2 separate regions of the Homo sapiens genome follow, and region 2 is linked to region 1. The links are chromatin contacts, found by Hi-C or POLR2A ChIA-PET in ENCODE. All regions are on one chromosome and are shown on one strand. Each heading gives the region's core, a stretch centred on a gene start or an enhancer-like site at or near the end of the contact. The rest is flanking DNA. Distances are from core to core; before and after follow the strand shown.

What was found. A loop is a pair of places that touch in the nucleus more often than their neighbours do. ChIA-PET counts read pairs that join two places held with the same protein, here RNA polymerase II (POLR2A).
Region 2: a map of mammary epithelial cell shows a loop between it and region 1 (2.0-fold over the local background). The contact joins two enhancer-like sites. A Hi-C loop is called at or near these places in 1 of 168 maps with a recorded cell type or tissue (mammary epithelial cell). POLR2A ChIA-PET finds 5 or more read pairs at or near these places in 1 of 52 experiments (BJ).

The regions. Positions count from the first base shown.
Region 1 is chr20:10,921,780-10,924,479 of GRCh38, reverse strand. No RefSeq gene overlaps it. Among named protein-coding and RNA genes, the nearest start is that of LINC02871, 100 kb to the left of the region's middle. Within about 2 kb of position 1,364, at least 4 of the 41 ENCODE cell types and tissues checked have a DNase peak (open chromatin) inside an H3K27ac peak, as active enhancers do; they include mammary epithelial cell, where a contact is called at or near this core.
Region 2 is chr20:11,116,672-11,119,371 of GRCh38, reverse strand. No RefSeq gene overlaps it. Among named protein-coding and RNA genes, the nearest start is that of LINC02871, 91 kb to the right of the region's middle. Within about 2 kb of position 1,416, at least 2 of the 41 ENCODE cell types and tissues checked have a DNase peak (open chromatin) inside an H3K27ac peak, as active enhancers do; they include mammary epithelial cell, where a contact is called at or near this core.

The DNA.
Region 1 (2,700 bases), core at 115-2,614:
TCAAAGAGCAGGCACAGTTGTCATGTCTTACTGAGCCCATACACACACCTTGCTTTCTTCACCTGTGAAATGAGGGGTTAAAACTAGGTCCTTCCTCAGATGTTTTCCATCACTAATCACTAAGATTCTGGGATCCCAAAGCCAATATCCAATACTTGTCTTCTCCATGCCAGTGCCTGTGCCAGGAACTCTTACCAGTGCCATGAGTCCCAATAACCCTGGAAGGTTGGCATCATTCTAAACCCCGTGTTATTAAAGAAGAAACTGAGACTTACGTGGGTTAGGAGCCTTGCCAGGTTCTCTATTTCTCACAGCCAGGTGCAAGATGACCAGGGTGGGCAGCCTTAGGCCCCACCCACACCTACTGAATCAGAATCTGCATTTAACAAACCCCCCAGGTGATATGTACCCATGTTAATGTCTAAGAAGCAGTGCCCTAGGTCACAAAGCCACTGAATGTCAAAGCCAGAAGGCACATTCGAATCCTCTGATGCTGCATCTTGTACTTTTTCTACCCATACCACATCCATGATATCTCCTTCCAGAAGAAACTTATCCATTTAGCTCTTCTTATCAACCCTGGTCAGGATGTCATGCAAATCTCAGGATACCCTCTGCAGTCTTTCTCTTGGTATTATTTAAATCCATCAGGCACTACCAGAATAATTCCCTGGATGGTTTGCATTCTGCTGCCACTCCTGCATAATTAAATTAAACTTTTTAAAAATAGATTTAGGGGGTACAAATGCAATTTTGTTACATGGCTATATTACATAGTGCTGAAATCTGGGCTTTCAATATAACCATCACCTAACCATGGAATACTACTTAGCCATAAACTAATCATTAATCAAAAATGATAGCATTGCCAGTGGCCTTGGAAATAATAGATAAACCAACTTTTCAATGACATCAAGAATAAGGCCTAAGGATACAACCTAAAAGAGAAGCAAAGATTTTTTTATGTCTCTTTTGCTGATGATAAAGCAGCAAAGAACCACTGTGGGTACCAGGAAGATCTTTCTTTAATGAGGCTTGTCTTTGGCTTCTCTCTTGATACTTTGGCTTAAAAGACATCAGAGGGGACCTCCACTGTTAACAGTGATGGTCTCGAGACCCCCAGGCAGACCAGCCCCCCATTAGTTGGGTTACTCTGGAGTTGTAAACACGGTGCTCTCCCAATCTGTTTTCCAAGATGAACTGTATATAAAGCATGTGTGTGGCAGGAGATGATAGCACACTTGAGGCTTTCAGCAATCGATGTTTACAGACTATAATGGAAACCACAAGTTTCTTCTTTAACTCAAGTCAGTATACATTCCTTCAAGCCGCAGGCAAATTGGAGCAGGGAAGGGGGTTGGGAAGGCTTCACAGTGAGTCATCATTTCACATTTTTTAACAGCTTAATGAACATCCAGAAATGCCGCATTAGCCAGCAAAAATACAGTCCTTTTTTTCTCCCATCAAATTCAGCAATGACCGTATTTGGACGTGGGATTCCTTGAGCATCTACATTAAGTGACTTCCCTTACAGAAGGTAAGTGACTAAATGTCTAGTCTGCCACACAGTTACAAGCAAAAGCATATGAAGAGCCCATAACTAAGTTAATAACCTGCCTTGAAGTTAATAACCTGCCCTTGTTTTGCCCCAAGTTTGGGAGCAGGGAAACATTACTTCTAGGTTCCATTAATCCCCTGAAAAACTCAGCCCAGAGTGCTTGGAAAAGAAGACAGAATTCTCAGATCTGCAGAGCAGCTCTCAGCCAAGATTCATGGTGCTAACAGACAGATGGTAAATAAAGCTGGGTTCTAAGGCTACAGCTGTGTGCCTCTGCATCTCTCAGATCTATGTGTGCGATCATTAAAATTTTTTAGATCATCTAAAATAGCAGTCTCTGTGTAACCTTGGCAACTTTGCTATTTCTGACATTCTTTTATATTTTATGTACAGAGGTCACATGCATAATGTGGGTAAAATAATGAAAAATGTGTGTGTTTGTGCATGGATATTTTAATGCTATATTATGTAGTCATTAGTCTTTTAATGGCTGTTTGAATTAAGAAGGTAGAAACTGAGTTTTTTTCCAAGTTTCGTCCTGAGGCTCGCATAAATTGTCTTTTGTCTTTTCACGCTTTTTTCTCCATTTCGCCTTAATACTATAGGCCATATGCTAGCACTCAAGCCAACTACAAGATCTGAAGGATTCTACTTGTCCCATGAATCAAAATTTGCATTTTTAGATCACCTGTGAGAATTTTGCATGAGCCTGAAAGGAAAGAGGTTTTGAATCACTCAGTCTCATAAGAATTTTGTAAGATTTTCTTGAATTTACAAAAAATAAACTGCAAGCATACTATTTCTGGAATGATAGTAGGATATGTAACCTTGAAATTTCATGGACACTTCCTCATATCCCTACAGATTGTCTTTTCAGCTACCTGCTATTTCAAAGTAGTAATTCATTAAAAGATTGAATTATAACTCCTGTAATATTTGTGACAATGGATAAAAACATTCCCGTTACATAATTTTATATGAATTAAATTGAAGTCCTGCTCAAAAGAATCTGAAATTCTTTTGATAGGTGCTGATAGAATTAGAGATTTTAAAAGTAAACACATTTTTAGTCTGCTTTTACTTCATAAATTACTCTAAATAAAGCTGATTCAACCTTTTTTAATTCACCTAACAAAAAAAAG
Region 2 (2,700 bases), core at 167-2,666, 190 kb before region 1:
AAGGTAAAAATCATACTAAGTGTCACCAAAGGCTTTGACCTGGTGCTCATGCCAAGAGGAGCCTAAGACACATTCGTATTCAGTCCTCTGCAGATTCTTCAAGGTGAAAACACTGATGCCTATAAAAATTACGTGATTAGACCTAAAACCACAAACAAATCCATGGCCAAGTTGAAACTCTAACGCTGGTGTCTTGATTTATGACTCAATACTTAATATTACGTCATGCTGGACATTAGAATACATTTTTAAAACTTCATTTAGGGAAGACATTGGGAAAAAATAAACTCTCTTACTCTCTAACAAGACTGAAAAGGTATAGAGATAAGTCATGTTTTATTTAATAGAGAGGAAATCCTTATATATGAGTCAAGTTAATATTTTTCTGTGATTCACAGAAGATTCCAGGTGCAAGTAAGATGAATTGTCTCTTGTTTTCCAGTAGAATATTTTCATCCTTTTCCATGTAAGCATGAGTAATATTCAAAATTAACTGAATTGTTTTGTTCTGGCTAAATGCAGGAATGTCATTCTGTAAAAATATGTACTATGAAAAATAAAGATATTAATGATAAATTGGCCAGTCATGAGCTCTTGTCTGTATACAATAAACTGAAAATAAGTGTGAAAATACAGTGCTTTTTAAGTATGTGATTTTTTGAATGAAATAATAATGATTTTGAGTCATTTAAAAGCACTAATTTTGAAAGAAATGAACTTTTCATGGCAGTTTTGGGCATCTGAAAAGTAAGTTCATGGTTTACATCCCATTCTTTTGTAAGGCACCTTCTGGCCCATCTTTTTAAGAGGTGTTTGAGGGATCTGAATCTCTCTTTGGATCTGTAATACATTATAGTCTGCTGATAAGCATCCTATAATTTTTTACTGCATCATTACAAAAAAAAATTGGGGGCAAAGTAGACATTTAAAATAAAGTTTTGTTACTCGAAAACAGACAGTCTCCATCCTCATTCTGAGTAATGTCTGCCTCTATTCAGTTCAACAGCCCACAAAGAGAGTAATAGACAAAGACATGCCAGATTTTAAAAATCACACTCTGAAACCATACCTAGTGGAGAAGCCCAGAAACTGCTTCACTGAACAATGTACTTCTGAAAATATGTTGAAAGGTGGAGTACTATTTTATTTCATTGCTTTTTTCCCCCCTTTCAAAATTTGTATACCAAGTTCCCTTATTTAATAAAGACCTCAGGGCCTTCAAAAATTGATTTGTTTGGCTTTGGCCATGGAGACACTCCGGGCTTTTCCCAGTTCAGATCCTGAAGAGATTCATGTTGACTCAAAAGCCAACTTTCTTTGGCAGATCCCCTACTGGACTCAGCCTTTGTCCTTGCCAGTACCCCCTGGCCCACACTGATGATATCACTCTGAGTCACACACAGGCTTCACATACATGGCTCAGACACAACAATGATGCTGCTGATGACAACCCCACTGTTAATAATCTGTTCACATGGTGATATGAAGCATTACCTGGCTCTGTGTGTTAACAATTAAAACTTGTTTGGTTTTGCTTAAGCACAGACTATCTAGGATTAGACTAAGCATGCTGTTGCTTTCTCTATCTTATCTCTATCTTTGTCATGCATCCTTGGCCAACATATAGGAGAAATCTTTTTGGACATCTTTTAGCCTTTGATTGACCTCTTCTGGCTAAATTAACATGTCTAGGACAAACACAGGTTATGTTTGACACCATTTCTCCTTGAGGCATGAAGATGTACCTCAATGATGAAAGATGAGTATAAACTAACCTTCACAAGCCTTCTCTTGAAGATGTACTACATTGTTGTGGAGTTTCTGTTTAATTGTGCCTGATAATTATATTGCTGAAATGCTTTGCCGAGAAATTTCAAAAGAAGAACTGTGCTCTACAGACTTTATGTCAACAGTTTTTTTTGTATTTCCATGTATGTTTGAACTAAGAACAACACTGGAATTTTCCAAAACTCCATACCAGTGAATGCATGGAGTTACATAGTGACTATTATAGTGTTTGCAAGGTTTTAATGCTAATTATTGCATTTAAGAAGGCATATGTGGAAAGCTGAAACTGGATCCCTTCCTTACACCTTATACAAAAATTAATTCAAGATGGATTAAAGACTTAAATGTTAGAGCTAAAACCATAAAAACCCTAGAAGAAAACCTAGGTAATATCATTCAGGACATAGGCATGGGCAAGGACTTCATGTCTAAAACACCAAAAGCAATGGCAACAAAAGCCAAAATTGACAAATGGGATCTAATGAAACTAAAGAGCTTCTGCACGGCAAAAGAAACTACCATCAGAGTGAATAGGCAACCTACAGAATGGGAGAAAATTTTTGCAATCTACTCATCTGACAAGGGGCTAATATCCAGAATCTACAATGAACTCAAACAAATTTACAAGAAAAAAACAAACAACCCCATCAACAAGTTGGTGAAAGATATGAACAGACACTTCTCAAAAGAAGACATTTATGCAGCCAAAAGACACATGAAAAAATGCTCATCATCACTGACCATCAGAGAAATGCAAATCAAAACCACAATGAGATACCATCTCACACCAGTTAGAATGGCGATCATTAAAAAGTCAGGAAACAACAGGTCCTGGAGAGGATGTGGAGAAATAGGAACACTTTTACACTGTTGGTGGGACTGTAAACTAGTTCAACCATTGTGGAAGACAGT